2 separate regions of the Homo sapiens genome follow, and region 1 is linked to region 2. Evidence: chromatin contacts called from ENCODE POLR2A ChIA-PET data. All regions are on one chromosome and are shown on one strand. Each heading gives the region's core, a stretch centred on a gene start or an enhancer-like site at or near the end of the contact. The rest is flanking DNA. Distances are from core to core; before and after follow the strand shown. Region 1 holds the start of CLCF1 (cardiotrophin like cytokine factor 1). Region 2 overlaps KDM2A (lysine demethylase 2A).

Region 1 (7,863 bases), core at 1,370-3,869, 180 kb after region 2:
CAGACCAGGACCAGCGCTGGCTGCGGTTGGAGGGGTCTGTTGAGGGGAATTGAGGGATGGAGTGGGTTAGGCGGGCAGAGTGGGTGAGGAGTGGGCTAGGGATGGAGTGGGTGAGGTCCAGGCATTGTGACGGTAGGAAACTGCCCCAGGGGCGTGTCCTGACCTACCTTCCCAGGCAAAGGCCCACAGAAACCCATCTTCCTTCCACCCTCTGGGCTGCTGCTTTCCCCTCTCTTACTTATCTCCCTTCTGCCTTTTCCTTGGTTCCTTTTACCCCAGGCCACTGAGAAGTAGCTTGGTGAGTGGGGACACATGGGCCTGGGAATTGGGAGACCTAGCTTTGCCACCAATTCGTCTGGTGACTGTGGGCTTGCACAAGGAGGTCACATTATGCAAGCTCAATTCCTCCTAGAGGAAACACACGGGGCTTCATCTCTCCTCTCCTCTCCAGCATCCCCCTTTGTGCCCTTCTCCTCCAGCCTAAATGACAGAGGTCACTGAGGCCCAGGGGAAGAAGCTGAGGGTGGGCCAGCCCCACTGCCTTATGAAGTCAGTAACCAAGCAAGCGAGACAGGAGTTGGGCTTTGGCTGGAGTGAGAGGGTTCCTGATTGTGCCACAAGAGGGCCATGGGTGTGCTCAGGGAGGCCAGCGGGGAGCCAGGGGGGAGCCCAGCAGCCCACTGAGAGCCAGAGGCAGGAGGAGCAGTGAAGGAGGAGTCCAGGGCAGTGGTGGGTGAATTGGAAAGGGTGTTGTTATCAAGAGGGGCGTGGGGGGGGAGGAGAGTGCAGGAGCCAGGTGTGCACAAGAGGTGGGACGTGGGGAGGAATGTGAAGTGTCAGTGAGCCAGTGGCTGGTGTGCAGGGGTGGCGTGCAGGGGTGGTGTGCAGAAGTGTGACGGACAAGAGTGTGGGTCTGTGAATGAAGGGGACAGGGAGCCATTGCACCCATCAGCAGTGTCACTTCTGGGGCTGCCGGGTGACAATTGCCATCTCTGCTTCCTCCCCGGTGGAGCGTGTGGCTCCAGGGCAGCGAGGGTGTCTGAGCTGGCCAGGAGCGCGTCTGGTCTGTTAGGGGAATATGTACTCGCATCCTGTCCGGTGTGAGGGGCAACGTGTGCTCCCGAGCTGTGGCGGAGGTCAGTCGGGGTCAGTGAAAGCACAGAGGTGTCCCTGGGTTAGGGTCAGAGAAGGAGGACCCAGTAGAGCAGCGTGCCCAGTGCCCCCCACCCCTAGCCTCTCTCCAAGGCTTAGCCTCCACCCGCCCGTCTCCCCTCCTCTCCTGGTAGCCCCTCACACCCCGGGGGGAGGGCCAGGCTGGGAGCTGGGGGAACAGGGGTCCTCTGGGATTGGGAGGGTCTGTGGGGAGGGCTCCAGAAGCCCAGCACGGAGTTGTGGAAAGGAAGGCGGGTGGGGAGAGCAAGCATGAGGGGACCTCTGGCGAGCCCCGGGGACTCTTTCGAAGGTTTCCTTCGAGGGGCTCGGCCGGGAAGCTGCACGGCGGCGGTTGCCAGCTGGCCCTCCCTGCTGGCGGTGACCTCTCGCTCTGGGACCCCTCCCGGCGCTGCGCCTTCCCCCTGTGTGGCCTCGGCGCCCCCGGCCCCGCCCCCTCCCGCTCCCGCCCGGTCGCTCCTTCCCCGCGGCGGGGGCGGGGGCGGGGGCGGGGGCGGGGTCCGGGGCACCGGGCTCCGGGCTCTGCCCGGCGCTGCCCTTTCCCGCGCGTCAACTCCCCTCCTGCCCGGGCTGAGCGGCTGCTCCCGCCGCTCCCTGGCCAGTGACAGACTTTTTCCTGCCGGGTCCGGCCCGGCTGCGCCAGCCCCCCGCCAAACAATAATCACTCCCAGGCCACGGTGGCCCGGGGGACTCGCGGCCGCCGCCCGCCGCCCCTACCTGCCGCCGGCTCCCCGGCCGTGGGCACCATGGAGGGTTCCGGCCGCGCGGCGCGTAGCTAGGAAGCCGCGAGTCCCGCGGCGCGGCTCGGCCCGTCCGGCCCGGCCCAGCCAGGCTCGGCGCTGCCCTCCGCCCTCCTCTCCGCCGCCCGCCCTTCCTCCCGCCCGCCCTCCTACCCCTCCCGGCGGGCCGGGGAGGGAGAGCGGCGCGGCCCGAGGTGTCGGCCTCCCCTCGCCTCCCGCCGCCCGGCCTCGGGCTCCCCCGGCCTCCCTCCCTCTTCCTCTCCCAGCCCCTCCTCCCACCCGCAGCCTCGCTCCCCGCCTCGGACTCTCTGGCCCCGACTGGTGCGCGGGGCTCTGGGGCTGCGGCTCCTACGGCCCGCCTCGCTGGGGCTCCAGGTTGCCGCCTCCCCAGGTCTGCGATCGTCCGGGCTCCCCGCCGCTCCCGGCCACCTCCTGGCCCCGCCGTGCGGACTCCAGGAATGCCGCGTCCCCGCCCGGCCCCTCTCGAGGGCGCCCAGCCGTGCCTCCCCCGGCCCGAGCCCAGCTCCCTGGCCCGGCCCCGGCGCGGGGCTCCCGGGGGTCAGGGCAGGACGGGAACCGGATCTCGTGGCTGCTTGGCGGGGCGGGGGTCGGGGCCTCGGCCGCCTGGCTCCTACCTGCTCGGAGGTCCATGGGGCTGGGGCCGGGCCGGCCGGGTGCGGCTCCTCTCCCGGAGGCTGGCGGAGTGGGAGGGCGAGCCGCGGCTCCGGCGAAGCTTTAATAATCCCATCCGCCAGGCCCACTCGCAGGTTTTTTTCGCTCGGTTTCGGATTTTTTTTTTTTTTCGGTGTGGGACATTCTGCAAACTTTTTTTTTTTTTTTCTGACGTGTAAAGCTGTAACCACAAATTGTAGCGGCCCTCCCCGGGGTGGGGGTAGGAGGGGGGAGGAGGGAAGGGAGGGCTTCTGGGGCTCCCTCTCCCTCCCACAGCACCGAGGGGGGGTGAGGTGAGGCGAGGCTGTGGCGGTACCACCCTGGGCCTCCTGGGGGAGGGGGCGGGGAGGCCATCAGTCCGTCTGAGGACTCCCAGGAGCCGGGGGACAGCGCCGGCTTCGGGTGGGCTTCTCCCCAGGCGTTGGCCTGGGACACCGCCCCCTGCCCCCTGTCCCCTGCCGATGCGGGGTCCCTGATCCAACCTACCTCTGCCTGTGCGAGGTCCCTGCTCCCACCCTACCTCTGCCTCCTCATCTCTAACCTTCCCTCCTCCTCCCCCTTGAGTAAATGCAATGACACATTCTCCCAAATGCCAGCGAGCTGGCCTGGGAGCAAGTGATGGTGTTTTTCCTGCTGCCCTTTGTCTGGGCTGACCGCCCCCCCTGCCTATTGTCCCGCCGCTTGTCCCATTTCCAAAAGCTAGAGCTAAGCGAGGCGCTGGGGCTGGGGCAGGTGACTAACCAGCTCACAATGCCCCCTGCGGGGGAGGAAGAGGGCACTGCAGGCCCACTGCCCGGCCCAGAGGCGAGAAGAGGCCACTTGGCGGGACTTTTTCCCTCAAGTTCACAAGGTTCTTCATTCTTCCTCCAGTGACCAGGGAGAATGTACATGGGTGGGGGATTTGTAATTCATTAATCAGCACGAGGCAACGGACCAGTTTCAACACCACAGGCTTCTTGGGTGACTCAGCGGGAATGCTCCGATTCAAGGCGATGGACCGCCCGAGCGTCCCCATTTGTGAAATGTTTCCCCATGAAGACCCTGGCATTCTCCTTCCTTTGGGGTTTCGGGTTGTTGGTTTTTCCGGTGGTGAGGTGGGGGTGGCTTAGCGGTGAGGGCTCCCCCTCCTTCCCGCAGGCCTGGGTTGGGATTTGCTGGGCAGGATACCTGGGGGTATGCCTGGACCCTCCCAGAGGGGGTCCCCTCCTCCCTCTCCAAGGGCTGCCGGGGAGAACACGCTCAGAGGAGGCAGCTCTAACCCAGGGCTGGGGACTGCCCTGCTTCATGATTTTCCTGGGGGAGAGTCATGTGGTCCCCAAGGCTTGGGTGCCCTATAGCCACACCACCAATTAAATCACTGGGTAATAAGTTGCTTTTGTTGTTGTTTATTTATTGTTTCAAAGTGGGAGAGGCCAGTGGTGGGCCAGACCTGGAAGGTGATGCCTCTCCCTGGAGTGGCATCAGAGATTTGTCTCCCACTCCTTCCTGGTGCCCCTGGAATGGGAGGGCACTCTGCCAGTCCAGCCCCAGCGCCTCCAACCTGTGGCCTGGGCAGGCATCCTGATCATGGCCAGTGCTGGGTCCCAGGGCAGCTCTTCCCTTCTCTGTACCGCGAGCACTGAGGTGGGGGGGTGGGGGGGGTGGGGAAGAAGTTTGTTTTCAATTACCTCACTGGAGTGGGACAGACTTTGTTGTTGGGTTGGTTTTTTTTTTTCTCTCTCTCTCTGTCCTTTCTTCCTTTTTTTTTTCCTAAACAAGGAGAAAAAGGGCTGGGAAAGGAGAGCTGGCTTGGGGTGGGGGGCAGGGGACTTTGAGGGACCTCAGTAGCAGCTCTGATGAAAACTGCCTGGAGGGACCCTTGTGAAAAGTGCTCAGGGCCTACCTCTGCCCCCCCCACCGCCCCCGCACCTCCTCCCTGCCCCCACCAGCCAGGACTCTGGAGTTTCAGTGACATTCCTGATGGATGAACCCAGTGATTTCTTGATGCCCATGCCAAGGTCAAGAAGGCAGATGCCCATGGGTGCATGGCACGGAGGCCAGCCAGGAGGTCCCCCTAGCTGCTACCCTTTCAGAGGGAGGGGGCCAAGAAGGAGGGGAGAGGGAGAAGGGGAGCCGCTTCAGCCTCTCCCTCCGCCTCGAAGCCGCTCCTTGTGGAGTCTGCACAATGTGGTTTGGATTTGGCTGAGCCCCTCAGCACCTTATAAAGCACCTTGCTGAGTCAGGGAGAAAGCAGCCCCAGTGTCGGGGGAGCGGAGGGGAGGGGGCGCTGAAGAAAGGGGCGGGGGCGAGAGAAGAGGGGTGAGACCAGAGAAGGGGCAAGACTGGGAAGGAAAGAGGAGACACAAAGAGGCAAATGGGTGGGAGTGAGAAAGAGGGGAGGAGGGAGCTGGGAGGAAGAGGGGGAAGCAGCGGATGCGGGGAGAGGAAGACACTGAAGCAGAAGGTGGGAGTGGACAACGCCATCCCCAGCACACATCCACCTGGGGCAGCCAGAAAGCACTGGTTTGCAGGAACTGAGGGCTGCAGCTCTGAAACAGGGACCCAGGCCAGGTGGGTACAGGGACAATTGGCTTTACACACAGCCCCCCAGTCCCCAGTTTGTCTTTGAATCTTAATGTAGTGACCCCGAAAGCTGGGAAAGTTGTGTTCTCCCTCTGCCTCTTGGACTTGCCTCCCTGCCCTCTCCCCTCACCTAGTGGGGGCCAAGCCTCTCCCCTCCCCTCCCCCACCTTCCACACTGCCAAAGGGAAAAGCAGCTCCATCTCCAAGCTGCCAGTGCCCCTCTGCCATGCCTGGGCAAAGGCAGCAGGCTGGGAGTTGCCAGTTGGGTTGGGTCGGGGGCTGGAATAAAGACTGTGCCTTTATCCTGCCAAGTCCCTAAATGGGGGTAGCTGCTGGGGTTTGGGGAAGAAGGAAGAGAGGAAAGACGGAGCAGGAGTAGCCCCTCCAAGATTTCCGTGGGATGGGGCAGGACAGGTGGCTGCCCTCTGATTTCCAGCTGGAAATCAGGACCTTGGGAAAGTTCCTGCTCCCCTGTGGCTCTCAAAAAGAATCTTGTTAGGGGCCCTTCCAGTGCTAACAATCTGGGGTTGCTGGTGGGAGGGCACAGCTTAGAGGAGACGCCAGTCCCCCCAGCTCCAGACAAGCATGGGAAAGAGAAGCGCTCCGTCTGCTCCAGGGGTACATTGTGCAGGCACTTTCTCAGTCTCTGCCAGGTCCTGTTAAGGACAGAGAGAAGGCAAGGAAAACCCATCCCTGCTTTTAGGAATGTCACAGTTGGGGCTTACATCTGTAATCCCAGCGCTTTGGGAAGCCCAGGCAGGAAGATTCCTTGAGGAATTTGAGACCAACCTGGGCAACATAGAGACCCCATCTCTACCAAAAATTTAAAAATTAGCCCAGCATGGTGGCGCATGCCTATAGTCCCAGCTAATCAGGTGGCTGAGGCTGAAGGATTGCTTGAGCCCAGGAGTTTGAGGCCGCAGTGAGCTATGACCACTACACATGGTCTTTGTTTCCTGGGGCAACAGAGCAAGACCCTCTCTCAAAAGAAAAGAATTCCACAGTCTAGGGACACTCATTAAACTGTCTGACATCAGCCATAGGTGGCAGTGGGTACATTTAGGGCCAAGGAGGATGGTGGGAGGAGAACTTCCTGGAGGAGGTAGAGCTTTGGGGTAGAAATGTGGATGGATTGAGCTAGAAGAGCAGTGGCAACCACAGGCAAAGTGCCAAGGTAGCACCAGGTACAGCTCAGTGTTCCCTGCAGCAGGCACAGAGCTACTCTGGGAGTCAGAAAACCTCCATTCCAGTTGGCCAGTGTGACCTTGGGACAAGCCTGTCCCCTCTCTGTATGATGGGGTCTGACCACCTCTGCCCTCCTCTCCATGGGATGGTGGGAGTAGTCCGTGAGCTGACGAGGGGCCACTGGCTTGCTGCCTTCTCTGGCCTTTTAGACTCCAGGCTTCACCATCCACAGGGGGGTGGCAGGTCAGGTCCTCAAGAAGTGTGGCTGGCTGGGGGCCAGAGCTGGCACCAGGTGATGACTGAGCTGCCCTCCAAGGGGGGAGGGTGAGTCAGTGTTGGCTCAGGGACCGGCTAGTGTCCCACCCTTCCTCCCCACATGGTGACATCCCCAAGGAAGGCTCTCCAGGCACCCAAAACACCATGTCGCACACAGCTGCACAATTAGCACTGATGGGACCCTGGCCCAGGGAGTGTCTGGGTTCCTGAACTAGGGGAGCCTCTAGCTGGCCCCCTCCTGACAGGTGTGTTGGAGAAACCCACAGAGGTGAGTAGGGACACTCACTCATTCATTCATTTGTTCACCAAACATTCCCTAAGTTTTGGTGCTGGGGACACAGAGAGGAGCCCTAGGGGGTGGGGTGGAGGGGCGGAGGCTGACCTGCGTGTTGGGAGAAGAGGCAGATGCCTGCTACAGTGACTCCTCCAGCCTGCTGTGATGCTGGTATTTCTCACTGACATTTATTTTGCTGAAATACTAACAATAGTTTACGCGCACGCAGCTGTTCCCCACATCAGGCACAGTGCTAAGGCTTTCGCGGGCTATTTTATTTCATGTTTGTTTTTTTTTTTTTTTTTTGAGACGGAGTCTCGCTCTGTCGCCCAGGCTGGAGTGCAGTGGCACCATCTCAGCTCACTGCAAGCTCCGCCTCCCGGGTTCATGCCATTCTCCTGCCTCAGCCTCCCGAGTAGCTGGAACTACAGGCGCCCGCCACCATGCCCGGGTAATTTTTTTTTTTTTGTATTTTTATTAGAGACGGGGTTTCACTGTGTTGGCCAGGATGGTCTCGATCTCCTGACCTCATGATCTGCCCGCCTCGGCCTCCCAAAGTGCTGGGATTACAGGCGTGAGCCACCACACCCGGCCTAGTTTATTTCATCTTTACAGTAACTCCGAGACAGGAGCTATCATTTCCCTACTTATACATGAGGAACCTGAGGCTTCATAAGACAGAGTCACTTGTCTGAGGTCACACAAGCCTGGCAGTGGTAGAACCAGGACTGGAACCCAGTGCTATCCAACTTCAGCAACATGCTCTTTTAACTCCACCATGCAGGTGCCAGCCTGGGGAAGAGGGCCAGAGGCACATCTTGAAAAGAGGAGTCCGGGTGCTGGGAACAGACTTCAGCAACAGCAGGACTTGGTTGAGTGCCCCTGGCTATGAGGCATCTAGCCTGGCACAGCTGGTCTCTTCAGGTCACTCAGATGTTGCTTGGGGCATAAAGAGAGTCCTCCAGTGCCTGGAGAGTCCTGGCC
Region 2 (7,795 bases), core at 2,033-4,532:
TTCTTGGGTACACATTTGAGAGTTTAGACGGTATAAGCCTAGAAGTGGGCCAAAGAGTATACATTTTCACCTTGTCAAATTCCTCTCCAAAGTGATTGTACCAGTTTACACTTTGTTGAGTCAAGTAGGAGAGTGTCCTTTGTTCCATATTCACTCAAATACTTGATATTATGAGATATTCATTTATTTTTTATTTTTATTTTTTGGCTAGGGGGTATCAGAGTCTCACTTTGTTTCTCAGTCTGGAGTGCAGTGCCGCGATCTCGGCTTACTGCAACCTCCGCCTCCCAGGTTCAAGTGATTCTCCTGCCTCAGCCTCCTGAGTAGCTGGAATTACAGGCTCTTGCCACCACACCCGGCTCATTTTTGTATTTTTAGTATAGGCAGGGTTTTGCCATGTTGGCCAGGCTGATCTTGAACTCCTGACCTCAGGTGATCCACCCGCCTCAGCCTCCCAAAGTGCTGGGATTACAGGCGTGAGCCACCGCACCTGGCCGAGACTTAAACTTTCAACAATCTGATGGGTATGAAAGAGAAACTTGTAGTTTTTAATCTGCATGTCCTGTAAGGATAATCATGTTCTCAGAAATGTTTATTGACTATTTGGGCCATCTATTTAAATTTTTTAAACTTTCATGTTCCCTTTTATTCTGTTATCACTTTCTCATAGTGATTAATAGTAGAAACTCTAGTTTTAAAAGTTAATACACATAAAGTGCTCAGAAGAGTCACAGCCATGTTGTTGGAGACAGTATTATTTTTATCCTTTTAAATACGTATATATTGGCTGGGCATGGTGGCTCACGCCTGTAATCCCGGCACTTTGGGAGGCTGAGGCAGACAGATCACCTGAGGTCGGGAGTTCGAGACCAGCCTGACCAACATGGCAAAACGCCGTATCTACTAAAAATACAAAAATTAGCCAGGCATGGTGGCAGGCGCCTCTACTCCCAACTACTTGGGAGGCTGAGGCAGAAGAACTGCTTGAACCCAGGAGCGGGAGGTTGCGGTAAGCTGAGACCATGTCGTTGTATTCCAGCCTGGGCAACAGAGTGAGACCCCATCTCAATACATACATACATACATACGTATTTATTGAGACAGGGGTCTCGCTGTGTTGAAGAAGCTGGTCTCTAGCCCCAGGCCTCAAGCTGTCCTCCTGTCTTGGCCTCCCAAATTGCTGAGATTATAGGCGTAATCTCACTGCACCTGTCCACCATTTTAGATACTAATCTTGCCAAAGTTATTTTTAAAATTTAATCTCATTTCTTTGAGTGTTTCTACTTATATTTTCTAATCTTTTATGATAAATTATTTCAGCAATTTTAGCATTCATGACTTTAATCCTTTTGTTTCTTTTCTAGTATTAGTTTAAAATGTTCCATTTCTGTTCTCTTTGTGTATCTCAGTTCTTGCTTCAATGACAGCAAATAAAAATCCTGGTCTTGTGGAACAGCTGAGTAGTACATCCTTTCCCAAACTGGGGGAGGGTGGTTGCTTTACCCCCAGCTGTCCCAGCAGCTGCTCAGCCAGATTCCCAGATCTAGCATCTTTCAAAACATCTCAACCTTGGTAACTCAGATAAAAGTCTTTCTGAGGCGTAGGTCCTCCTGTGTCAATGGCACATCTGAATTACTAACAACGTGTTCTTTTCTTAAGTTATGTTATCTAGTCAGTTGATCAGGAGTTATATATACTGTGGACCCTGAAAACATTATCCCTGCATTATTGAGTAAATCATGTAAATACTGCGAGAAGGTAAAAAACACCACAAAAGCAATGTGGCATAACACTTTGTGCATTACATAGGCACCCAATACATATTGGTGATTGCCTAGTAAAAAATAGAGGGCTCTCAGTGCTGCTTACCTGCCTCTAATAAAAATGTAGGTGGTATTAAACCACAAGCTAGACCATCAGGAAGGAGGTACAAGGATAGATCCACAACCTGCTCTTGGCCTTTATCTCAGCAAGCTACCTGGCTTCTGTACTCCTACTTTGATTCACCTGCTGTTGCAGCAGGGTTTTAGGAGGATCCTATTTGTGTATCTAAGATTCAACATTCATGAAGGAGCAGAAATACTTGGATTTGCCTCTTAGCTCTTGGAGCTGGAGAGTGGATGACTTCCTGCAAGGCACGATTTTTGGATTGGCTTCTCAATTATTACAGGAATCCTCAACTTTTAGAATTGCCAGCCTATTCATCTGATCTTGAAAGTGTACAAACTTACCTTCAAACAGTGTAGAATATATGCAATTCTGGACCTAGACAGAGGCAATAACCTAAAGACATTTGCAGCTCATTTCTTGTCAGAACCCATTGAGAATAGTGGTATTGATGGAAGACTGTCAAGCCCATCCAGTTCTCTAGTCTAAATAGTCTCAGTTTATCCATGACTTGAGCCATCTAAAAGTTGCATAACAAATTAGCCGGGCGTGGTGGCGCATGCCTATAGTCCCAGCTACCCGAGAGGCTAAGGCAGGAGAATCACTTGAACCCAGAAGGCGAAGGCTGCAGTGAGCCGAGATCGCACCACTGCACTCCAGCCTGGGTGATCGAGTGAGACTCCGTCTCCAAAAAAAAAAAAAAAAAAAAAAAAAGTTGAATAACATTAATACAGCAATATTCTTCAAGGTGGTTGGATTGCTGGTGATTTTTATTTTCTTTTTAAACTCTTCTATTTTCCAAATTTTATGCCATGGGACTGTGTTCTAAACTGTCCAGTATGAAGAAAACAAAGAGCTCTGTTACTATAAAGAAAATGGTTTTCAGGTCTCTATTCAGTGGCTCTGGTGTAATAGAGCTGTATCAAGTCTTTCTTTGCAAAACTCTTTATTTCCTTTTATTTTTATTAGTTGTTCATGCTCTATGCAGTCTGTATAACCTTGGGTTTTAAATTCTTCAAGCAAATTGCAGTTTTCTGTTAGAACTTTAGTTATATTGTACTTATATTCAGTAAAGAAAATACTTAACATAAGCCAACAATTGTCAGCTTGTCCTAATTTAGTTAGAATTGTTAATATTGCCTGTGTATTTACCCAGTTCAAAGCTGGTTCCGTTGCCAGTATTTTATTTTCTATTTTATAACCAGTTCTCAATAGGCTCCAATAAGGAATAATTTTTCTACCACTTACAGCAACTTTCTTTGCCAAATCCACAATATCTTCTATCAACTCAAGATGTTGTGATTTCTTCAAACTTATCTCAGAACCACAAGAATTGCTAAATTTCTCTCACTTAGATGTAATCTTTTTATTGCGTACCCACCCCATCCCAGTTAAGCTGAGTCACACGAACATAATTGTCGGTCATAAATTGAGGAGCAACGACATAGTCACCCATATTAGGGCAATTTTCTAACAAGACATAATCCACTACAGTGAAACTTTCTTTGGCAAAATCATCCATGGTGCACGAGCAGGGGCTTGCAGCCCATGAGCCTCAGATGCAGGCTACCACTGCTGCCACCTCCAGTTCTTCATGTCAGCCAGATGGCAGGAGGGAGCAAGTGGGCCTATTACAGTTTTAAGAGATGAGGTCTCACTGTGTTGCCCAAGCTGGCCTTGAAATCCTGGACTCAAGCGATCTTCCTGCTTTAACCTCTTGCATAGCTGGGACTGCAAGCATGAGCCACAGTGCTTGGCTGAATGATAATTCATAGTAGCTAAAATGTAGCAACCTAAATGTCCATCAGCAGTGAATACTTTAGCATAATGTGCTATTTCCATTCACTGGATTATTATTTAGCCTTAAAAAGGAAGGAAATTCTGATATATACTACACATTACATGAATCCTAAGGACTTATGCTAAGTGAAATAACCCAGCCACAAAAATATAAATACTGTGTAATTCCACTGACATGAAGTATATAGAGTAACCAAAATCATGGAGACAAAATAGAATAGTGGTTACTGGGAAGAAGGGCAATGGGGACTTAAAACGGCCATAGTTTCAGTTTTATAAGATGAACAGAGTTATGGAGATGGATGGTGGTAATGGTTGCACAACATTGTGAATATATTTAATAACACTGAACTGTGCTCCTAAAAATGGTTAAGATAGAACATTTTATGTTTTTTGTATTTTACTACCATTTTTTACAAGTTGAAAAAAAAATAGACTCCTGGATATAGTATTCAAATTTCTGAGCTATGCAAATATGTAAGATCTTATTCAGTCATCAGTCTTCGGTTTTCTTCCCACTTCCTTACCACTTTTCCTTTCCTCGGTAATCTTCTTACTGCTAATAATGATCTTTGGAAGCCCTTTGTAACCTTGTATTTTCTAAATAAACCCAAGGGTGAACACAAATAACTTTGCTGTGATTTAAAATAAAATAGCAATTATATCTAACCTAACAGACCTTATCAGAAATAAACTTTTTTTTTTTTTTTTGAGACAGGGTATTGCTTTGTCACCCAGGCTGGAGTGCAGTGGGGCAATCATGCCTCCCTGCAGCCTTGACTTCCTGGGCTCAAGCGATCCTCCCACCTCAGCTTCCTGAGTAGCTGGGACCACAGGTGGGCACCACCATGCCCAGATAATTTTTGTATTTTTTTTGTAGAGATGGGATTTTGCCATGTTGCCCAGGCTGGTCTTGGAACTCCTGAGCTCAAGCAGTCAGCCCGCCTCGGCCCCACCAAAGTGTTGGGATTACAGGCGTGAGCCACTCTGCCCAGCCAGTGACTAACTTTCTATCCAGGTTTTTTAAAGTCTGGGTGTTTTTTTGTTTCTTGGATAGCTAATCATTGGCAAAATGCAGTGAAAAAGCTGATCCAGCTCTTCTTTTCAGCCTGTGGTGGAATGTTACTTCTTCAGTGTCAGTTTATGTCTCAGAAAGAAGTAAGCCATTCTGTCTTGTAAACTTTCTGTGATAGGATGTATTTGGTTGAGAATATGGACTCTGTAGCAAAACTGTCCTGAGCTACACTAATTACTAGCTGTGTAATCTTGGACAAGTTACTTAAATGTGAAGTGCTTAGAACAGTGTCTGGCATATACAGTTGACCCTTGAACAATGCAACGGCTAGAGGCACCAACCCCCAGCAAGTCAGAAATCTACATATAAATTGGAATTCCTCAGAAACTTAACTACCAATAACCTACTGTTTACTGGATGCCTTATGGATAATGTAAACAGTTGATTAACATATTTTATGTTATACATATTATATACTGTATTCTTACAATAAAGTAAGATAAAAATTCCTTAAATCATAAAAGAACATTTGTTTACTATTAAGATTGAAAATATATTTACTATCTTTTCATCTTCATGATGAGTAGGCTAAGGAGGAAGAGGTGGGATTGCTTTTGCTGTCTCAGGAGTGGCAGGGATGGAAGAAAATTCATGTATAAGTGAACCCATGTAGTTCAAACCAGTGTTGTTCAAGGATCAACTGTGCTGAGTTCTCAGTAAATGTTAGCTATTACTTTGACCATCACAATTTTATCTAAGTGCTCTGGTCCATACCCAGAGTATGAGCGCACCTCATTTTATTGCACTTTGCAGATAGTGTATTTTTTTTTTTTTTTAACAAATTGAAGGTTTCTGGCAAACCTTCATTGAGCAAGTCTGTAGCCGCCATTTTTCCAATAGCATATGCTCACTTCATGTCTGTCACATTTTAAAACCTTTTCATTATGCCGGGCGCAATGGCTCATGCCTGTAATCCCAGCACTTTGGGAGGCCGAGGCGGGCGGATCTCGAGGTCAGGAGATCGAGACCACGGTGAAATCCCATCTCTACTAAAAACACAAAAAATTAGCTGGGCGCAGTGGCGGGCGCCTGTAGTCCCAGCTATTTGGGAGGCTGAGTCAGGAGAATGGCGTGAACCCGGAAGGCGGAGGTTGCAGTGAGCTGAGATCCCGCCACTGCACTCCAGCCTGGGTGACAGAGTGAGACTCTGTCTCAAAAAAAAAAAAAAAGCTTTTCATTATTATTTGTCAGTGGTGATCAGTAGTTTGTTTTGTTTTGTTTTGTTTTGTTTTGTTTTGTTTTTGACGGAGTCTCACTCTGTTGCCCAGGCTGGAATGCAGTGGCACAATCTTGGCTTACTGCAACCTCCACCTCCTGGATTCAAGCAATTCTCATGCCTCTGCCTCCCGAGTAGCTGAGATTACTGACATGCACCACCATGCCTGGCTAATTTTTGTATTTTTAGTAGAGATGGAGTTTCACCATGTTGGCCAGGGTGATCTTAAACTCCTGACCTCAAGTGATTCACCCGCCTTGGCCTCCCCAAAGTGCTGAGATTACAGGCATGAGCCACTGCACCCAGCAGATCAGTGATCTTTGACATTACTATTATACTTGTTTTGAGGTGCCATGAACTGTATCCATATAGGAGAGCAGACTTGAAATGTTGTATATGTTCTGACTGCTTTGCCACATTGCTATTCCCTTGTTCTCTTTCTCTCCTCAGGCCTCCCTATTTCCTGAGACACAACAATATTGAAATTAGGCCAACTAATAACACATGGCCTCTTAAGTGTTCAAGTGAAAGGAAGAGTCCCACCTCTCTCACTTTAAATCAAAAGTTAGAAATGATTAAGTTTAGTGATTAAGGCATGTCAAAAGCCAAGATAGGCCTTTTACATCAAATAGTTAACCAAGATGTGAATGCAAAGGAAAGGTTCTTGAAGAAAATTAAAAGTGCTACTCCAGTGAACATGGGGATAAGAAAGAAAAACAGCCTTATCACTGATAACGGAGAAAGTCTGAGTGGTTTGGATAGAAAATCAAACCAGCTATAACATTCCCTTAACAAACCCTAAGCCACAGTAAAGCCCTGATTCTCTTTAATTCTGTAAAGGCTGAGAGAGGTGAGGGAGCTGCAGAAGAAAAGTTTAAAGCCAGGAGAGGTTGGTTTATGAAGTTTAAGAAACCATCTTTGTAACAATGAAGTGCAAGGTAAAGCAGCAGCACATGCTGATATAGAAGCTGCAGCAGGTTATCCAGGAGAACCAGCTAGGATCATTGATGAAGGAGGCTGCACTAAACAACAGATTTTCCATGTAAATGAAACAGCCTTCTATTGGAAGAAGATAGCATCTAGGATTTTCATAGCTAGATAAAAGGCAGTTGCTTCAAGGGACAAGTTGACTCTCTTGTTAGGGGCTAATGCAGCTGGTGATTTTAATTGGAAACCAAATTTAACATTCCAAAAAAAGCTTATTTACCATTCCAAAATCCTAGGGCCCTTAAGAATTATGCTAAATCTACTCTATTAATGGAACAACAAAGCCTAGATGATATCACATCTGTTTTACAGCATGGTTTACTGAATTTATTAAGCCCACTGTGGAGATCTGCTCAGGAAAAAAGGTTCCTTTCAAAATGTTACTGCTCACTGGCAGTGTACCTCTTCACCCAAGACCTCTGATGGGAATGTACAAAGAGATTAATATTGTTTGTGTGGTTTTTTTTTTTCTTTTTAGACGGAGTCTCTCTCTGTTGCCCAGGCTGGAGTGCAGTGGCACGATCTCAGCTCACTGCAAGCTCCACCTCCTGGGTTCACGCCATTCTCCTGTCTCAGCCTCCCGAGTAGCTGGGACTACAGGCGTCCGCCACCACGTCCGGCTAATTTTTTTCGTATTTTTAGTAGAGATGGGGTTTCACCATGTTAGCCAGGATGATCGCGATCTCCTCACCTCATGATCCGCCCGCCTCAGCCTCCCAAAGTGCTGGGATTATAGGCGTGAGCGACCGTGCCCAGCCTGTTTGGTTTTTTAAGACAAGGTCTCATTCTGTTGCCCAAGTTGGAGTGCAATGGTACAATCATGGCTCACT

Evidence for each region. ChIA-PET counts read pairs that join two places held with the same protein, here RNA polymerase II (POLR2A).
Region 1: POLR2A ChIA-PET joins it to region 2 with 12 read pairs in BJ. The contact joins the promoter of CLCF1 here to the enhancer-like site in region 2. POLR2A ChIA-PET finds 5 or more read pairs at or near these places in 4 of 52 experiments (A549, B cell, BJ and 1 more).

The regions. Positions count from the first base shown.
Region 1 is chr11:67,370,979-67,378,841 of GRCh38, forward strand. CLCF1 (cardiotrophin like cytokine factor 1) reads right to left here and starts at 2,620. Exons shown (of 3, transcript NM_013246.3): 1 at 2,546-2,620. The coding sequence starts at 2,561. The region is part of intron 2 of LOC100130987 (a long non-coding RNA gene); the gene reads left to right. RefSeq lists silencers at 2,009-2,348, 2,909-2,958.
Region 2 is chr11:67,192,794-67,200,588 of GRCh38, forward strand. All of the region lies in intron 5 of KDM2A (lysine demethylase 2A), which reads left to right. Among named protein-coding and RNA genes, the nearest start is that of GRK2, 70 kb to the right of the region's middle. RefSeq lists an enhancer at 4,575-5,075. Within about 2 kb of position 3,283, at least 4 of the 41 ENCODE cell types and tissues checked have a DNase peak (open chromatin) inside an H3K27ac peak, as active enhancers do; they include PC-3, where a contact is called at or near this core.